Linked DNA regions of Homo sapiens: region 1 is linked to region 2. Evidence: chromatin loops called from intact Hi-C (ENCODE). Cell type or tissue: PC-9. All regions are shown on one strand. Links, peaks and the distances in the headings refer to the core of each region. The heading gives the core; the rest is flanking DNA. Region 1 overlaps LINC03016 (long intergenic non-protein coding RNA 3016). Region 2 overlaps COL28A1 (collagen type XXVIII alpha 1 chain).

The links. Hi-C counts contacts between places; a loop is a spot of excess contacts. Peaks named below come from ENCODE experiments on the same cell type or tissue, not always from the same donor. Only the 100,000 strongest peaks of a DNase experiment are listed, where the experiment ranks them.
Region 1: it touches region 2 in a loop (2.1-fold over the local background); 2 of 110 quality-filtered maps call a loop at or near these places.

What each region holds. Positions count from the first base shown.
Region 1 is chr7:7,259,812-7,270,445 of GRCh38, forward strand. LINC03016 (long intergenic non-protein coding RNA 3016) reads left to right here. Exons shown (of 4, transcript NR_108073.1): 3 at 7,426-7,631. Among named protein-coding and RNA genes, the nearest start is that of LINC03016, 10 kb to the left of the region's middle. In PC-9, for the core only: no CTCF peak of the experiment used is centred there; no DNase peak of the experiment used is centred there.
Region 2 is chr7:7,412,222-7,422,855 of GRCh38, forward strand. COL28A1 (collagen type XXVIII alpha 1 chain) reads right to left here. Exons shown (of 35, transcript NM_001037763.3): 26 at 7,664-7,732; 27 at 5,638-5,706. Among named protein-coding and RNA genes, the nearest start is that of COL28A1, 120 kb to the right of the region's middle. In PC-9, for the core only: no CTCF peak of the experiment used is centred there; DNase peaks (open chromatin) are centred at 3,200 and 4,140; H3K27ac peaks cover 2,476 bases.

The DNA.
Region 1 (10,634 bases), core at 1,561-9,560, 150 kb before region 2:
TCTGACAACATTTTAGAGCTATCTTTCAGGAATATTAGCCTCCCCCATTAACAAAACGGGGAAAAGCTCATTCCTCAAGGACCTCACTCTTCATTTAGTTCAACAGTTTGGATGGAGAAGGGAGATGTATCTTGAGGGAACACAAGTACATTGATCCCATTTTCTACCTCACTACATTGCTTGCAGGAAGAGGCCTGCAACTTGGTTCACCCCTTTTTTTTTCTGCTTTAGTATTTTAGTTGGGTCAAAGTAACTAAAGAGTTACTTACTTAAATTGCATATTGCGATCCCCATAATTTCCACTGGGTAAAATTTAGCTATACACTGAAGCTTGCTGTAAACATGCAAGCAAGTTGGGAGAAAATATTACCATTAGAGAAGTGGAAAAAGACCGGCCCCCTTCTCCATCATCACCAATCAGGTGTTGAGTGAAATCTCCCGCTTACTATAACATATTACTCTCACAGAGAATAAACACCGTATCTTTCAGTAAGGATCTCTGACCTGTCATTGTGAAGGGAGGACTAGCCAGACTGAGGGTGTGGTGAGGAACTAGGGGAAGCACAGACAGAAGAAACTGCTTTGAGAGGAGAAGCAACTTTGAAGTGTTGCTTAGTCCAGGCCCTGACCTAGGGTTTGGTTTTTTTGAAGTCTGTCATTAACCCTTCCCTCACTTTCCTTCTACTCTTCAAGTCCTATTACATTCATAGGAATGACTGATTTGCCCCCAGGTATTTTGCTGGTCCTGGGATCGCAGAGAGGAAAAGATACAATCCTGCCCGCAGGAACTCAGTGTATAGAGATGGCTTCTCCAACTTAACTATTACAGAGGGCTGATAATACTTTTCAGACATGTCGATCCAAAATGACCAATTAAGGATAAGGACTTGGAAGTAAAGAACATAACTCAAAGACAACAAATGCCCATTCACCAAAGATAAAGCCATGAACTGTCCAGGGCAAACGAGCTCGCCTTTTGGAGGCTAAGCTTCTTGTGGGAATTTGTAGAGTTTGGGGGAGGTCACTCAGTAACTTCTGTAATGAAAAGTTTTGTGGCAGCCAAGTGCAGTGGCTCACGCCTGTAATCCCAGCACTTTGGGAAGCCGAGGCGGGTGGATCCCTTGAGCCCAGGGGTTTGAGACCAGCCTGGGCAATATGATGAAACCTCATTTCTACTAGAAATACAAAAATTAGCCAGGCGTGTTGGCACACAGCTATAATCCCAGCTACTTGAGTGGCTGAGGCATGAGAATCAGTTGAGCCTGGGAGGTGGAGATCGCAGTGAGCCAAGATCGTGCCACTGCACCGCAGCCTGGGCAACAGAGCGAGACTCTTGTCTCAAAAAAAATAAAGAAGTTTTATTGGTAGTATTTGTTCTCTGTTAAGCCCATCTGTTGAGTTCTTGATTTCATTTATCAAGTTTTTCAATTCTAGAATTTCCATTTGGTTATTTTTTATATTTCCAGGTCTCTGCCAATGTCCTCAATCTTAATTTTTATTTCCTTAAACATTTTAAGCAAATCATTATAGAATCCATGTTGGATAGTCACATTATCAAGATCCCCTATTGGTCTAGGTCTATTGTCTGTTATTTTTTTGGTATTCAGTTACATTTTCTAGTTATTTTTGGTTGAATTCTGTCTTTGGCAAGAATATGTCAGTCACCTTTTGAATAGGATGAATGAATCTGTTACACCTTATGGAAGCCATAAAATCTATGCTGCCCCACATGGTGGCAATGGTGTATATACAAATGAAAATCTAAGAACCCCACTGACCTTCTGCTGACCAACATCGTAGTGAGGTAAAGAAGTCTCAGAGTTTAGCAAAGTATTATCCTTAAAGAATCAAATGAGATTGTAACCAGTTCATCTTGCCTGCTGCCCAGATACAGCCAATTTGTAAAGACAGGGAAGTGCAATAGAGAGAGATTTTAATATGCATAGAGCCAGCTAAATAGGAGACCAGAATTTTACTATTATTTAAATCAGCCTCCCCAAAAATTTGGAGGCTAGGATTTTTTAAAGACACTTTGGCAGGCATGAGTTAGTTCCTGGGTAGGGGCCACAAGACCAGATGAGTTGGTTTACCATTCTGGGTGGTGCCAGCTGATCCATCAGAATGCAGGGTCTAAAAGATATCTCAAGCACCAATCTTAGGTTTTATAGTAGTAATGTTATCTATAGGAGCAATTGGGGAGGTTAGTAATCTTGTAACCTCTGGGTGCATGACTCCTGAGTCATAATTTTTAATCTTATGGCCAATCTGTTGATTTTACAAAGGTGGCCTGGTCCCCAAGATACATTTTACCCAAGATGTAATATCACAGGAAACCAGAACCTTCCACTCAACCTCTCATACACAACTGGCTTTGTTAGTTTCCCACCACATTCAAGAGCACCTGATGCCCTAAACTGTTTAAGGTTGAATTAAGGAGTGCTCTTTTCAAACTATCCCAATTTCCATGAAAACCAAAGACAGCAGAAGACCTAGAAAATATTTATAGAATTGGGTATCTTGGGACATGAAACAAGTGGATACTTACATATGTGAATCTCACATGTCTTAATATCCAGACTAATTCCACCTTGACCTATTCTTACATACTATCTATTTTTCTCTTGGGAAGTTTTCTAATACTAGCTTAGCATCAGCATGTCTGTTTCAGTGAAATTAACACGTTAAAATATCCCCACTGGAGGTCAGTGAGTCAGGGCACATGCTGCTCTACAGAGGGGCCCAGTTACAACCTAAGGAGTAGCACTTCATCAGAGCTACCTCTTCAGGCCACATTCCCCACTACCTCAACCAACTGCTCCTCAGAAGAAGTAAGATGGATTTGTGGGAAATGATTTCCTTGAGCCATTTTTCCAAAGATAGTGGGGCATTCTTAAATGGTATTCATTTGAACATGGTATTCATTTGAACTTTGACATAATGCCATTATTTTGTAAATGCCATATCCTGGATAGCTAACTATGGCTGACAATCTACCCCTCATCATGACTGTGCTCAAATGCAGATATCTCTAGTGCATCATTGAACGAAAGGAATTTCACACACTTAAGCCTCTCTGAAATTTTCATCTTTCAATTGTTCACTTTTGTAACTTTTTTGTGGGGATGAAATTGACACTTTAAAAAGAAAAATTGAAGCTTGTGATGGGATTCTAAAATCTAAAAAATTTCCTTTCCAATCATATTTTAAACTGTTAGATCGTTTGCCCATTTATTGTCAATTTAACATGAAAACAGACACATGTGCACATGGACACATACACACAGGCACATGTGTTGAAGGCCTCTAGCAAGGTTGATGAGACTTGCTCAACTCTATTGCTAGCCACAGATGAGCATACAGGAAGGTCGTAGGACCCAAGTGTGTCCAACCCACAGCCTGTGGGCTGCATGTGGCCCAGGACGGCTTTGAATGTGGCCCAACACAAATTTGTAAACTTTCTTTAAAAAAAATTTTTTTTAAAGCTCATCATCTATTGTTAGTGTTAGTGTATTTTGTGTGTGGCCCAAGACAGTTCTTCTTCCAGTGTGGCCCAGGGAAGCCAAAAAATTGGATACCCAATAGTGCCTTTGAGATTGACGCCTATGGGGAAATGGAGGGAGCAGAATTGGGTGGAGGGAGAAGTTGGACCATGAAGCAGTCCTAGCAAAGGCCTAAGCCAATTCCTCAGGGAAACTGTGCAGCCAGGATAGCCCTTTGGTCTTGTTCTACTGGAGTCTGTCCTTGCTACCCTAATATTTACGAGTCATTGGATAAGGACCGCCCAGGGAGGAGCCATGACCTTGGACAAGACAGCTCTCTTCAGCTCCTCTTAATTCCCTGAGAAGAACTCAGCTGAGGGTCATCAGCTGCCAGCACTCCCAGCAGCTGAAGAATGGGTGCCTCAAACTTGAAGTGGGGACTGGCCCACATACCACAGTGTTCCGTATAGAATGACAGTAAAAAAAAGTGGTCATGAAGCTCATCTACAGTTTCTGTCTTCAAACCTGTAATTTTTTTCATTTAGGTTTTTCAAGATTATCCCAGACCCTCCCATTTCCAGCAGATTTCTTTGTGCTTTGATTTTTGGTCATTTGTTTGTTTGTTTGTTTCTATTTTGAGACATGGTCTCACTGTGTCACCCAGGCTGCAGTGCAGTGGTGTAGTCATGGCTCACTGCAGTCTCAAACTCCTGGGCTCAAGAGATTCTCCCACCTCAGCCTTCTGAGCAGCTGGGACCACAAGCATGTGCCACCATGCCCAGCATTTTTTAAAATTTTTTGTAGAGACGAGGTCTCCTATGTTGCCCAGACTAGTCTCAAACTCCTGAGCTCAAACAATCCTCCTGCCTCAGGCTTCCAAAATGCTGGGCTTACAGGCATAAGCCAGTGTGCCTGGCCTGATTTTCAATATTTAAAAAATATTCCAATTTGAAGATTGAAAAGCAGACTAAAATAGTATTGGCCTGAGAACTCCCAAAAAATTATCTGGACAACTACAAGGTATGCCTTGCTCCAAAACAGTAATTTCAGATCTGCCAGAACCAATTTGGGCTTCTGTGAAAAGTAGAATTGAGCTTAGGAAGGAGGGAAGTGGGTGGCTGCCAGTGCAGTATGACTGGAGTGGCCGTGGAAAGATTTCCCAGGCCCATCTGCTCTGAAATCATCTTTATTCGTGACAGCTTCTGAACTCCAGAAGTGCTCACCTGTCAGTGTCCTTCACCTGTCTCCTATTGCTGTTTGTCATTTTGTGTTTAACTGAAATCCTAGGCTTGAATACCTGAGGCCCCGAACCTCTCGAGGTCAGGCCAGCCTACTATTCCTCTATGTCCATGGGACCCACAAATGCAGCAAGTGAAATTGCCGTCATTCCTGCCTTGGTTTTCGCCCAACATAGGAAATGATTATACCTACATGGAGCTGCAGTGAAAGACATGATAGATGCTAACACTTCACCTGGAGATTGCTAAATACCAGCTGATAAGATTGAAGGCTGGATGAGAGCCTCTGGGGAAAGGGTTGCTGAACAGCAAAGTGGACAGACAGCTATGGTAGGCAGAATTTCTGAAAATGCCCTGAGGGACGTCCCATCCTAATCCTCAGAACCTGTGAAGATTGAGATATCACTTCTATGATTATGTTATAAGGTACAATTAACCTTAAAATAAGGAGATTGCCTGCACGGGCCTAGTGTAATCGCATAAGCCTGTAAAATTAGCTTTTCCAAAGAGGGGCAGAAGAGGAAGTTAAAGAGTTGCTGCTTTGAACATCGAGGGGACCATATGAGAAGGAATGTGGATGGCCTCTAGGAGCAGAGAGGACCCCAGCTGACATCCAGCAAGAAAGCAGGGACTTCAGTCTTAAAACCACAAGGGTGGAATTCTGCCAATATTCTCAATGAGCTTGGAAGTGGATTCTTACCCAAGCCTCCAGGGAAAAGCCCTGACAACACTTTGACTTTGGCCTGTGAGACTCTTGAGTATAGAACCCAACCTAGCCTGCCTGGAGTTGTAACCTACAAAAGCGTGAGATGATGAACTGGTGTCATTTTAAGCTGCTAAGTTTGTGGTAATTTGTTGCTGCAGCAATAGGGAACTAGTACAGTAGCCAAGACAAACAAGTCTACTTGTCACTATTTTTGAAAAAACACTTTCTTTGGAAGAAACTGGAATCTGCCTCTAAAACCATCTGGCATCTGGCATAAGGGGAAGGCGGACTGAGATCCAAAACTATTATGTGCCGGCTTGAGCTTCAACTTTATGTATACCAAACCATTTATACCTCACACCTACCCTCTGGGACGAACACTATTATTATCCCAGTGTTATCTCCATGGGCTTCTAACTGCTGTTCGGAGAAATTAAATGATTGGACCAGTAAGTTCTCAATCCCAGCTGTGCACCAGAATCACCGCATCACCTGAGTTTTGTTTATTTTGCTTTGTTTTGTTTTTAAGCTAATGAGCTTTTAGAGAGTCAGGATGCTGAGGCCTCAACCCTGACCCACTGAATCAGGGAGGCCCAGACCTCTTGCACTTATTAAAGCTCTTGGATGATTCTGATTTAACCCAGATGTTTGGCAACCAGTGGTATAAAGTGTGGTTAATGGACACCAGCATCAGTTGCCCTCAGGGTGGTGGTAACCGCTGATGTTGTGTCCCTAACAGCCATCCTCTGCTACTTCACTTACAGCAGGACCTCAGGTGTGCTCAGATGGCTACGTGCCTGGCCAGAGGGGGTTCTCAATTTTCAGCTCTAGTCATGTTATCACATTTCTCTTTCCCAATACCATCCTGTGAAGGTTAATTTCGTGGAGCAACTTGACTGGCCATGGGGTTCCCAGATTAAATATTATTTCCAAGCGTCTCTGTGAGAGTGTTCCCAAATAACATTAGCATTTGAATCAACAGACTTAGTAGGTTGCCCTCCCCGACATGGGTAGGCATCATCTAATCTACTGAGGGTCTCAATAGAACAAAAGGTGGAGGAAGGAGGAATTTGCCCTCTTTTTCCTGCCTCACCCCTTGACCTGGGTCATCTCATCATCTCTAGTCCTTAGACTGGGATTTACACCATCAACTCCTCTGGTTCTCAGGCCTTTGGACTTGGACTGAATTACACTGTCAGAGGCATTTGAACCAGAGTGACTCCATCTTGCATAGGGGCTAGGTAAAATAAGGCTGAGACCTGCTGGGCCGCATTCCCAGGAGGTTAGGTGTTCTAAGTCACAGGATAAGATAAGAGGTCAGCACAAGATACAGGTCATAAAGATCTTGCTGATAAAATAGGTCACAGTAAAGAAACTGGGCAAAACCGACCAGAACCAAGATGACGACAAGAGTGACCTCTGGTCGTCCTCACTGCTCATTATATGCCAATTATAATGCATTAGCATGCTAAAGACACTCCTACCAGGGACGTGACAGTTTATAGATGCCATGGCAATGTCAGGAATTCACCCTATATGGTCTAAAAAGGGGAGAAACCGTCAGTTCTGGGAATTGCCCACCCCTTTCCCAGAAAACTCATGAATAATCCATCCCTTGTTTAGCATATAATCAAGAAGCCACAATAAGTATAAGCAGCAGAGCAGCCCATGCTGCTGCTCTGCTTATGGAGTAGCCATTCTTTATTTCTTTACTTTCTTAATAACTTACTTGCTTTCACTTTACTCTATGGACTTGCCCCAAATTCTTTCTTGTGGGAGATCCAAGAACACTCTCTTGGGGTCTGGATCAGGACCCCTTTCTTATAACACCACCACCTGCTTTCTTGGGTCTCCAGCTTGCAGATGGCAGATTGTGGGACTTACTTCTTAGCCTTCATAACTGCATGACTAATTTATCATATTAAATCTTATTTTCTTTATATATATCTCCATCCTACTGGTTTCTCTGGAGAACCCTAATACATTTCCCATCTCTCTGCAGCTAGAATCAGCCAGAAACATATAAGGAGACTCCACCAGGAGTGGGGAGTTCTTGGGAAAGCTTTTGCTTCTGAAAAAAGATAAAAGTACACAGGAGAGCTGTCTGGTGCCATTCCTTGAGCATGTGAGAGACTGTGTCACCGGGAGCAGCAGTTATCTGTGGCCATAAGTTGAGATGACTGGATGAAATGCTAACATGTTGAGAAGGTAGGACAAAAAGAAAGAACCAGGGACACTGATGACATTGTTGAGGTGCATCAACCCTAGAACCATTATTAAGAGATTTATTATGTGAAATATTATTATTTACTGTTTTACTACTTGTAGCTGAAAGCATTTCTAACTGTGTACAGGACTACTTTTAAACGCAAGAAAGAATTTCTGGTGTTGAGGACTGGGTTATTTGCATTAACAACCATCCAATTCTTTGTGCACTGAAGTCTAAGTCACCCACATTCTAGGGTCACCTACACAGATAGTGATGAAGCTGCTTCTAACTGGTCCATGTTTTTTCCACTCTATGATAGTAAAAACAAATAGAAAAACATCTGCATTCCTCCCTTTTTACACACTCCCTGCGGCAATATTGGTATTAGACATAGCAGAAAATAATAACTAAGAAAATAACTTGAAGAAAACATGTCTACAAGCTTTTTGTTAAGAAAAAAAAAAAAACCCAATCTTTAAAGCCCGTATTTATTATACAAATAAATCAGAAATAATAGGTATATGGGGAGAAATGGGAGAAGAGAAAGGAAAGCCAAGATAGTGCTCATTTTTCACATTAATTCCAAAGGACAAAGGATGGGATGGGAGCTCGGGGGTTTCTGAAAATGCTCACCACAATCAGTTTACACAACTTTTCAGAAATATGTTAACTCTGTATCAGAGCACACTTTAATAATCTAGATATATATAGAGACACAATCTGTTTGTCTAAAGAAGCTTCCAGATTTTCCATTTAGTGTGTCTTTTACCTTTACCATAACCCTGAGTCATCTCTGATAGTTCTCATTTTGGAAGTGATTCCATGCATAGAAAGTTGTGTGTGGGCTCCCTAAGGACAGTAGCTGGGTCCCTTTTGTTCATTGGCTTACCCATAGCCTGCAGCACAATGCTTTGAACATAGGTAGTATTCAACCAATGTCAACTACAAGATCCCAGAAGACCCAGAAGACCCCTTACCTTTAGGAATGTGTGTCTTGTGAGGCACCTGGGATATTATCGCTAGCTCATTTTCTCAGACAAAACACAGAACAGTGACATAGTTTTGTAAAGGTCACAGGGCTAAGCAGCTCTCTCCAAATTTAGTCCTGTGCACTTTTCCCCAGATTTATTCCCAACAATGCCTGCTACACTCTTTAAAAACCAGCCTCAGACACATCTGTTCTATGAAAATTACATGGAACAGAGAAGTAACTATTTCCTCTCAGTGAACAACATTCTGCCATTTAAAAGGAAAAAGTGAACTTTGTGGGTTCCTCTTGTATAATTAGGATTTAATTTCCTTCAGATGGAGATGTGTAACTGATATTGCATATTATATACTGCACAGTCACTAATATAGAGAGATTCAATATGCATTCACTATGACAATGCATCAAAGAACTTTTTTTTTTACCCTTTTATCTTCATATCCCAGTTTGCTTTGCAAAAAGAATTGGCATTTCATTAAATATATAAATAAATAAAAGACTATTTTTTCAAGATTCACTAAACAGGTGTTGCTTACCTTAAGGCAAAATTTTTATAAACTAAAAAAATTCAGTTTCTGTAACTGTTCCAACATGAAAAGGACTAGTTATTCACCTGAGAGGAAATGTCTTATAATGAAGACTTTTTATTGAATCTGGATTAGTCCCTTGCCCAACACTAATACTGACATTTTTCCTGCTGAGTTGCAAGTGGCAATTCACTTTTGGAAGAATTTATGGGAAAATATAACATTATTCTATTTCCCAACCACAAGTTTTGTTTATTCCTCACACTATATAGATGGTGAGTCTCAGAGAACTGGGGGCTTCTTTGCTCCTTGATGGGGAAACCCAGCTGTGTGCTTCACGCAGGGCTGTCCATAGCCTGCAGCACAAGGCTTTGAACATATGAGGGGGTGTTCAACCAATGGCAACTGCAAGATCCCAGAAGGCTCCTTACACTGTGGGGACTGACAGCCTCTTATTCCCCAGTAACTCCTGTGGTGTTTCCAGCTTCACTCTTACATTGGCAAGTAGGGATGGAACGCGCTGACTGCCGTGTGAATGAACTGTGTACCTTGTTACTTCAAACATTGAAACTCTGATATTAAATTTTTTTTTTTTTTTTTTTTTTTTTTTTTTTTCAGACGGAGTCTCGCTCTGTCACCCAGGCTGGAGTACAGTGGCGCGATCTTTGCTCACTGCAACCTCTGCCTCCCGGGTGCAAGCGATTCTACTGCCTCAGCCTCCTGAGTAGCTGGGATTACAGGCACATACCACCACACCCAGCTAATTTTTCTATTTTTAGTAGAGATGCGGTTTCACCATGTTGGTCAGGCTGGTCTCGAACTCCTGGCCTCGTGATCCACCTGCCTTGGCCTCCCAAAGTGCTGGGATTACAGGCATGAGCCACCTCACCCGGCCCATTAAATATTTTTTAATGTGAGAAGATATACTTATTATCATGAACATACAAGGGAGGGATTTGATCACAGCCGAGCATTGCGGACATGTGACTTTGCGTGACTTGAAAAACCCTGGATACCAACATCTGATCAAGTGGAAAATTCATATGCCTAGGAAAAGTAGCCCCTGTGATGGGTGAATCTGGTGGCACTGAAATTTTTTCTTTAACTGCATTGAAAGGAGATGTATCAAACAAGCCTCAGCATGTTATTTAATTATGAGATCTGTTTTAAAATTTAAGTGAGAAACCAGGATATCTAGAAGCAAGTTATAGAGAATGCAAAACCTATTCCCCTTTAGGTATTCAGCTTGATGAGCCAAGTGATAATAATGGCTGTAGTCAGCTGTTGTTATTTTTGCAGTATCTAAGGAAGAGAGTGTAGATGAATTCTTCTCTTGTGAACTGCTTCAGTTAACTATGAAAGGAATCAATGTGTTCAATCTCATCCAAGATTTCTTTTTGAACCATTAGCTAACACTTCATGTGTGTGGATCAGTTCTTACTGATGGTACCTCCTGCTATGCTTGGTAAAACATCAAGCTTTGCTGC
Region 2 (10,634 bases), core at 905-8,904:
TGCCTGCTGGGTGTAAGTGATAAAGAGGCCCAGCCAACAGAAGAACCATAAATGGAAGACAAGGTTTTCTAAAATTCTGTGTGGAAGAAAATCACCCACCAACCAGGAACACACACATTGGACGGTTATGTGAGCAAAACCCTCTACTATGTTTGAACCATTATACATTTGGGTGTCTGTTTGGTATTGGAGCAATGTCTACACTAACTAATGTAACCAATATATTATGCTTAAGAGCATTAAATCACTTGAGTATTAGAATTCTAGGCCTTGTTCCTGGAAAATACAAGAGGGACTAGCGAAAGGGAAGGGAAGCAGGTGGAAATAATAATGTGAATAGCTGCAAACATTTTCCATATATATAACCATGTATTACATGCATTACACATACTATCTAATTTCAATCATTCCTCACAACAACTTTAGGAAACAGTACTGTATTATCCCATTACTCAGATATGGAAACTGAGGGAGAGATGAAATACTCAGGAAGTGGAGAAGCCATGATTCAAATCTGTTGACTCCATAGCCCACACTCTGGTGGAATATCAACTCTGTGTCCTAGACATTTTATACAATTTTTTCTTTTTAACACTGTGTAAAATAAGCCTTATTAGCCCCATTTTAAAGATTAGTAAGCTGAGATTCAACAAAGATAAATGATTTGTCTAAGGTTACAACTAGAAAAAATCGAAACCCAGATTCAGGCCAAGATCTGACTGGCTCTAAAGCCACTGAGAAATGAGTCCCTCATTCTCTTTCCCTTACACCACAGAGGTCAGAATACAGATGGGGGGAGATATCATGCAGAATGTATTTCACTCTATTTATGGGCTTCAGATGTCTCAGAGGTTGATCTGTTAGGCCTGTGACTGTGTGACCACTGCAGTCATTACTATTTGCCAGTTTTGGGGACCCCAGGGTTTCTGTTGGATAGAGGTCACCAAATTACCCAGCCTGTCATTGAGGCTATTTTTTAAAACTGATAACAAACTTGTTAGGCATGGAATAGTCAGTCCCTCCTTTGCTATAGCCCCATAAGAGGAATTCTCAGCCAGGAAGTTGCCATGTAGACCACCATACTTTCTGTTCTCTTCTGGAGGCACCAATATACTTCAGAGCAACAAATGACTTAAAATTTCCATCCTCCCTAGAAACAGGCTAAATTATGAATGGCAATGATTGTTGACTCTTCACCAAACTTCTGGTTCCTTTTCTTCCTGGGCACACAGCATGAGTACCTTTCCAAGCCACTTTGCAATTAAGTACAGCCGCGCAACTAGTTCTCACCAATAAAACCTGAGCAGAGGGGATATGTGTCAAGTCCTGGCCAAGAGTTTATGAAGCAGGTATACCCCTTCTACATACTCCCTTTTTGCCTGCTGGGTTTAAGTGGTAAAGAGGCCCAGCCAACAGAAGAACCATAAATGGAAGACAAGGTTTTTTAAAATTCTGTGTGGAAGAAAATCACCCACCAACCAGGAACACACACATTGTACTGTTATGTGAGCAAAACCCTCTACTATGTTTGAACCATTATACATTTGGTTCAAATGGGTGGGTGGGTCAGTCATATTCAAGCCTACAGGAAGAGCAAAAGGCAGTGGCATAGAAGCTAATTCTCTCAATGAATAAAGCATTTATGCATAGGAAGAGTTATAGTAGAGCCAGTCCACAAATCTACCTCACAAAGTCTTTAAAGTCAAGGAGGGCTACCAGGAATTGTGTTTATATAAGGACTTCTGGGTCCTCTGAAAATAAGTACTAAGGGAATGTCAGGGCTGATCAGGACACTGGAACGGACTTAAACAAGGATGGAGATGGGGAAACTGGCATAACTCCCAATTAGAAATGAAGAATGGGGAGAAGCCATCCACATCTGTCTCCGTGCTTTTTAACCTGGGTGGTGCACCCTCTGATCACATCCCTCCTGGCCTCACAATGGCTACTTGGCATATAAAGGAATTCCTCCAGGTCCAGACCCATTCCTTCTCCCTTCTGACTTAATCTGTGGGACTTCTGATATATCTGGAGTCTATATCTGGGTTACTGCTGGAGGCTTACAGTGGGACAAGATGGCAGCATCATATAACTTCCTGGCCTGTGACATGAACCTGAAAGTCCAAGGCCATTTTAGGATCAAACAGCCACAGTCCCATATTCATTGATCCAAACAACAGACATCTGTGGTTGGGAAAAAGCCCAAGGCCCTGAAGGAGCTGGAGTTCCACTTCAGGGCAGAGCCAGTTGGGCCAGCAGAGGAATGGCAGGAGGCTGCCATGGTACTAAATAAAGAGGGGCGAGCCCATCGTGCTCTCAGGGTTTTCCAGGACCAGAGCTACCACAGCAGCAGCCCTGGGTGGTCCCAGAGCCCCAGGAAAGGCCGGGGAAAGAAGTTCCCAGAAGATCATACTCTTCCACATAGAGAATCAAGAGAATAGGAAGGGGCATGGAAAGAGAAGCCCTTCTACTCCCACATTCCTTCCAGTCATGTCCATTCATTCTACAAATGGTAGCCAGAGTGAGTCTCTTCCAAACTGATCAGATCATTCTTCTCTGACTTCCAGTTGCTCCTAGGATTAAGGCCAAACTCATTACTTGGCCTATAGGACCTCACAAGGGCCCTGCCTACTGCTGTAATCTAAATTCACTCCATTGTGCCATCCTCTATACTCTCCAGAACTCAAAGTTTAATTATTTTATAGCCTGTAAATTCCATGAGGACTAAGTTCACATATTTTTACTCACTACTTTATACTAGCACTTGGCTTATTTGCCTGACATAGGTGATGCTCAATCCGTATTGGTTGGTCAGCTGAATGAATGAATGACTGGCTGAAGAGCCAATATTCTAGCAACTAAGTTAGGTTGAAGCAAATCACTTGTGATTGCAGCTACAACCCTTATTTCTCCCATAAGTGGAAGGGGATAGAGAGACAGAGTACAGTTCAGGCTTCTGTGTTAAAGGTTAACAGCAACAAAGCTTTCCGTCAAAGGCTACTAAGCACACACACCTGCAAGCAGATTTCACTGATTCAAATGCTCTTTGGAAAGGGGTAGGAAATAAGTCAACAAATGAATGTAAGAAATGAAATTTTACTGTTCCTATATCCTTGAAATGACTCAGAAGAATGCCACCAATTTGGTTTTTCAGTTCCCTCCCTTTTGCAGTGATGGTATTTCGTCGGTGCAAAAGTAATTGCGGTTTTTGCCACAGTCAGGAAAATGAGATGGAAGTCCTGAGGGACGAACCTCTGCCCTGCTACCAACTGGATGCCAGGCAATCCAATATGTCTAAAGAGGTTTTTCTGGTTGTTTTGTTTGTTTTTTGAGACAGAGTCTAACTCTGTTGCCCAGGCAGGAGTGCAGTGGTGCGATCTTGGCTCACTGCAACCTCCGCCTCCAGGATTCAAGCGATTCTCCTGCCTCAGCCTCCTGAGTAGCTGAGATTACAGGTACGCACCACCATGCCTGGCTAATTTTTGTATTTTTAGTAGAGATGGGGTTTCACCATATTGGTGAGGCTGGTCTCAAACTCCTGACCTCATGATCCACCCACCTCGGCCTCCCAAAGTGCTGGGTAGTTTTCTTTTTTTGGGAAGACAAGGTCTCACTCTGTCATCCAGGCTGGAGTACAGTGGCACTATCTCAGCTTACTGCAGCCTCTGCCTCCTGGGTTCAAGCGATTCTCATGCCTCAGCCTCCTGAGTAGTTGGGACTACAGACATGCACCACCACACCAAGCTAAGTTTTGTATTTTTAGTAGACACGGGGTTTCACCATGTTGCCCAGGCTGGTCTTGAACTCCTGACCTCAAGTGATCTGCCTGCCTTGGCCTCCCACAGTGCTGAGATTACAGGCATGAGCCACTGCACCCGGCCTAGAGAAGTTTTATGAGTGAGCCTTAGTCAGGGCTCACTGCTAAGCAGCATCAGGCTACAGCCCTAAGTGAAGGAAAAGCTTATCTCATTTCTGATAAGATGGGATACGTGGCAGTTTTGATTTTGGTGCTTTCCTGTGATGGGAGGCTTCAGGACCTGGTTTCACCCAGGATGGAGTTTAGACACAGCATAACCCTGAGGGCATAAGGAGAGGCAGGAAGCCAGATAAGTTATAGTCGGTAAGGATTAATTAAACACAACCCAGGTGAGAATGAGGAAGTAGTTCCCAGATAACAAAGTGGAGAAAACCGGCCCCAGGCCTAAAGACGTGGCAGCAATAACCTAACAGCATGTGTGAACTGAGCTCATGTTGGTGACAGGACCTGTGGTTTGGCATAGGTTTATTCCCTAAGCAAACTCATGCAAAACTGGGTATACAGCACTACCACCTTCTAACCACAGAATTTAAAGATTAAGTATGAGATTGGTGTTGTTTATGAGAAAGCAGAGTGTTGCTGTATTTTCTTTCCAGGGCTTGTACAATATGGGCAACATGCCTATTTGGCCTTTGCTTAGATACTCAGCCCGAGAGATGAACAACAGTTATTTAGAAGACCTGCTGTAGAAGCTCTAGACATTGTGTGATAAAACTGGAGATTTAACACACATTCTATGAGTTCTGCTCTTGACTAAGCTTACTCTCTCTACACAGAAGTAGGCAGTTTAATTTCAACACAGGATTTTCACATTATCTTAAGCTCCTACTGTCTCCTACTGACTAAGAAGTTCTGCTATTTGAAAAGGAGTTTATTTTGAATGTTCCCACAGTTTTAGAATCAATCTCAATCATCCAGAGGTGAATAACTCAGTTTCAAAGCTTAAGCATGGTAAAAATATATATATATATAAATGTATGTAAAATAAAAAACCAGCTTATGACGGGGGCAGCAGTGGAATCGGAAAAAAAGAGAGTGAACCGATAAGAACAACATCATCAACATATTAGAAGCAGAAGAGGGAATTTTTTAGAATTACATAGTAATGTTTAGATGCCAAATTTGTCTACTGAGACATGAGAGACCCTGAGAGTCCCAGCATGCTGGACAAGCTTGTTGCTGCTGACGCAGAAGCAAAGTGACATGCAGATGGCTATGAATTCCAGTAACACAGACTCAGGGCCTAGAATAGAGGTTCTCACCTTGGCTGCTCAGGAGAATCCCTTGGAGAGCTTTGAAAACCACAGCACTCACACTCTACTCCCAGAGATTCGGATTTCGTTCCTCTGGGAAAGGGCATTAGTACTATCCAAAAGCTCCCTAGGTGATTCCACTGTGAGCTAAGATTGGGAAGCCCTGGGCTACCATGGAGGATACAGGTGAGGAAGGTAAGGGAAGGAGGGAGGGGGAGGGAAGGAGGGAGGGGGGAGGGAGGGAGGGAGGGGGGGGGGAGAGAGAGAGAGAGAGAGAGCAACTGAGTATAAATTCTCCATTCAATTCACAAAGAGGGGAAAGCAACAAACCATAGAACAGTTCACTTTTGCACCAAGCAATTTATATAATGTTTAGCATTTGCTGAAGTATTGTACTCATACCATTTTTACACTTCCAGATGATGTCTCTAAACACTGGATGCCATTTAACTGCGAGGCTCACAATAAATCTATTTCATAATAGCCATTTTTGCGTTATCTACAACCTCTTCTCCCAATCACTCTGGTGAAATCAGAGGTGACTCCAGCACAACCCTATTCACTTACTTTAATTCCCTGTGATCCATAGCCAGGGGGGCCAGGAGGGCCAGGCAAGCCTTTCTGCCCAGTATCACCCTGTTAGAAGATGGGGAGAATTTGAAGACAAAATGTAAGAAGATCGAAGAAGAAACAACGTTAAGTATTACTACTCTCAGCTGCATTCTTACTTCAGTCTGACCAGGACTTTCATGCTGCCTATAAGCTACTTCCTATTTTACTTAGAGTGCTTCCCCAATATTTTTAAACCACAGAATTCTATGCAAACAAAACCTTAAATATAATCCAAATAAAAATTAAGCAGTAAGCAGAGCCGCTGGGCCTAAGCAGAAATGGAGGCCCAGGGCCTCATCTGCTTGGGCCCCCTTCACTGCCCTACCACCAAGCTCAAGAACACCAGGGCTGCCCTGCACCACATATGAAAACCACTGACATGTGGCTCCACATAGCCTTAAGATGTTGCTCCATTTCAATATAAGGTGTGATTTCACTGGGGTTGCACTTAAAGATCCAGTGGATATCAATGTCCAAATTTTTAGGAAAATGTGTAGATGAAGCTATAAGCAAGTGTAGCATTTCCCAGTATCTGTTCATAAACTGAGCCCATGTTTCTTTGGAAACACTTCGTGGTGGAATAAGATTGGAAAATAGCATGCGCTTTCCCTTGGAGATCTCCAGTGCACACTAATATAGTAGACTAATGGCTCTAACAAGTCCCACAGTAAAGAAATTAGTGTAACGTTGCTTATCCCAGAAGTTCCTAAATTAACACTGGATGGAAGAAGCCTTCAGAAGTGCTGGGTTAATATAAGTTATTGTATAAGTCAGTCTTTTACTTTCCAGTATTAAAAAAGCTTGACTTTTTCTGATTATAAGAGGAATACCTGCCCATTGCAAAAAAAAAAATTAAACAGAAATAAAGATGACATGAACAAGAAAAATAGACCCATCTTCCCATCACCCAGTGATAATGACTACTAACATCTTGGGGGGATCTTCATCCATTTAAAGTGATCTAGAAGGTTCAAAAATAGCATACCGCCAAAATTGAGTTGAGGGACAAAACAGAGATAAACTGAGAATCTTGGTAATTCTGGGATGCTCAGTAAAATCTTTGACTCATACAGCCTTTTCCCTCTCCTCTCTGAGAATGGGCTCTAATTCACTTCTGTGCATTTTCGGCATGAATATACCAATTCAAAATTTGAATTTGTGGTGGGTGGTTCATTGACATCTATTTTCCCTATTGAACATGCTTGCTACTTCTTTACCCTACTTTCGAACAAATCAAAGAAAGTTGTTGAGCAACTGAATGAACAATTAAAACTAGGTTTCTCAAACTCAGCACTATTAACATTTTGAGCTGAGTCACTCTTTCTGATGGGAGGCTGTCCTGGGCATTGTAGAATGGTTGGCAGCATCTCTGGACTTGATCTACTACAACCAAAAAATGTCCCTAGACATTGCCACATGTTCTCTGAAGCCAGGGAAGGGAAACAAAGTCTCCCTCTTTGAGAAACACTGGATTAAAAGAATAAAAGGATGAATAACCACCAAACTGAAGGAGACATAGAAAGGAGGGAAACTGGGCCAAAAGAAGTTGCTCTCATCTTCTCCAGGGACAATCAGTCTAGACCCTTGTACTGACACCCTGCCAGAGTAGCTGTGGCACAAAGGGCACAATGACACATTAGCAGGTGACCTGTTAAAAAAGCCACCTGAGGCACCTCTGCCAAAGTAAAGATGTGCTTCTTGATGACGGCACAGCCTCTAAGAAACCCAGAAATGTTCTGAGCACTTTGCAGTTAAAAAGAGGCTGACTTGCTCATTTCTTTTGGGGGAAGTGAATGGCTTTATAAACTCGAATGTTCTATTTTACTGAACGTTCACCTGATATGAAAAATAAGACGTTTCATCAGTCACCAAGAAAAAAATAAGTCAACACCAAGACGAACACTTATTATGAAGTTACTGTTCACTTGTTTGTCACTGATGATATCTGACCCTCACACAAAGCACTGAGCTGAGGACTCACCTTTGGCCCTTGGGTTCCTACGCCCCGAGGCCCAGAAGGACCTGGAGGGCCTCTGACCCCAGGCTCTCCCTGAAAAGACACAACAAATAACAAGTTACTAATTTTTTAAAGACTTTATGTTTTTTTCAATATATATATTTTAATATCAAAAACTTCTTGAATGTGACTAAGGTATTAATTGAACCCTCTTCTCCTAGATCACTTTTCTATTACCACCTAGGCAATCTTCAAACCAACAGATCCAGGTCCATTTCAAATTAATCAAGTCAATTAACTTCTTGGCAACATTAACTTTTTTCAGAACCCTCTTCTCTAGAATTTGGAAAAGTAATTACGAGTATTGTGAATAGAGGATGGAAGAAGAGACAAGAATAAAAAACAACCATTAAGAAATATAATCATATCCTGAACTAGTTGCTTTTATCATTGTATGCAACAAAGATTATGCTATTTGAGTTATGATGTTTCTGCCACCTCATTAACTGGAACTGCAGGGTAAACTCTAAAAAGGATTTTCAGCTTCACTAAGGCATGACAGCTTCATAGCTGGCAACTATTACCAGAAAATTGGTGGTACCTGATGAGGGTAGGTGACGCCCTGTGGCAAGACCTACTAGAGATGCTAATGATGGGAAGAAGGAGAGAAATAAAAATTGCTTCATTAGCCACCTTCTGTATTCCCAAGACTATGCCATGTATGTTCATATATGTTATTTGATATAATTTAGTACTCACAATAATCTTGCATTATAATGATGTCTAGTTTATGTAACTTCTCTGAACCTCGGTAAATTCATCACATATGTAGAAAATAATATCTACATTTCAAAGGGCTCAGAATTAAGTGAGACAAAGCTTGTAAGTGTTTCTATCATGATTTTTACCACAGAATAGGCACTTGGTATATGTCAGCTCCACTCACCTATTTTATTAAAGTGGAAGCTAAGGTTTGCCCAAGTCTGCACAGCTATTAAGGTGCAGGGCTAGAAGGATGTAGAAAAACAGGAACCCTCATAATTGCTGGTGCAGCCACTTTGGAAAACAGTTTGGTGGTTTAAGGTTCAACATAAATTTGCCAAATGATACAGTCATTTCACTCCTACATATACACCCAAAGAAAATAAAAATGTATGTCCACTTAGAGACTTGCATATGAATGCCCTTAGCAGCATTATACATAATCATCCAAAACTAGAAACAGCCTAAATGCCCATCAACTGGTGAATGGACAAAGTGCTGTAAATTCAGCAATAAAAAGGAATAAACTATGAATAAATGCCATAACATGAATGAACCTCAAAAACATTATTACTGATGAAAGAAGCCAGATATATGATTACATTTATAAATAATACCCAGAAAAGGTAACTCTATAGAAACAAAAAGTAGATTAGTCACTGCCAGGGGCCAGGGACAGCAACATGGATTAACTATAAATGGTCGTGAGGGATTTTACTGGGGGGATAAAAATGACCTAAAACTGATTTATGGTGATGGCTGTATAGCTTAGTAGCAAATTTACTTAAAGAACCATTGAATTTTATACTTAAAAAGGATGAATTCTAGAATGTGTAAAATATGCCTGAATAAAGTAATAAAGAAAAAAAAGAACCAGGGTCAGGCTTTGAACTACCACCCAAGACCTTTAGCCTTAGGTCCTGTTTTGCCCATATCCTGTTACCAGCTAAACAGCTTCCAGCTTCCAACACTGCAAAAACCATAAATTACAAGAAATGTTGAAGTTGTTCATTCAGAAAAACAGTCCATCTTTTAATTTACTTTCTACTTATAAACTCTAAAATACTTCCAGATAACCCAAGCCCTTAAAAGGACGGGGGCCACTTTAAAACTGTACTTTATTACTGACTTAATTCTTTTAATATCTACTTTCATAATTATGTATTTCTATTTTGCTTACAGACCACTTTTATTATACTGTCTCCATCTGTTCCACTTAGTACTTAGCTGCTTCTAAGGCTACGGGTGCTAATTATCTCTTTAACACCTCTCTCCTACTGACTCCCATCTTTGAGGGTCCCCAAGTTCCTGCCAGCTGAAAGGATCACTCCAACATCAAGGGCTCCAAGTAGAGAACATGAAAACCCTGTAGTACATACATTTCCATTAGCACTCCTTTCTTGAGTACCTATGAAGTACTTTCAAAGGGAGAGTGTGTAAGTTCACTGCCTGAAGTTCTCCAACTACACCTGACTGATTCATACACTTTGCTACATCTTAAAAGGACATGTCTTTTCTCTTCCAAACATTTTGACACTCTCCAACAAAACAAGTCAAGCATAGTTAAGTAAATCTTACCCAAAATCATCGAAAGTTTCATCAAAAATAATACTCCTCTTTGCTCAGTCACCCCAACCCACCCCAGATTTGGTGGCTTCCTCTCATTCATTTCCGTTCACCTGTGCCCTTCCAAGATGAGGTGAAAAGGTTAGGAAGGATATGGCCAGGTTGGGCGCAGTGGCTTACACCTGTAATCCCACCACTCTGGCAGGCCGAGGTGGGTGGATCACATGGTCAGGAGTTTGAGATCAGCCTGGCCAATGTAATGAAACAGTGTCTCTACTAAAAATACAAAAATTAGCTAGGCGTGGCGGCAGGCACCTGTACTCCCAGCTACTGGGGAGGCTGAGGCGGGAGAATCACTTGAACCCGGGAGGCAGAGGTTGCAGTGAACCAAAACCACGCCATTGCACGCCAGCCTGGGTGACAGAGTGAGACTCTGTCTCCAAAAAAGAAAAAAAAAAAGGAAGGATATAGCCAGACACCATGTGCCTCCTGCTGTGATACATTAGAGAATACACCACCCTACCTATCAATATTCTGGCCTAGAAAAAACTGAACCTGGATGTAAACACGTCTCTTGACCTACCAGCTTTGAGTGTCCCCAAGTTCCTGCCGGCTATTACTACCAGCTTACAGTAATAGACGGAAGAGGGAGAAACACGTTACACAA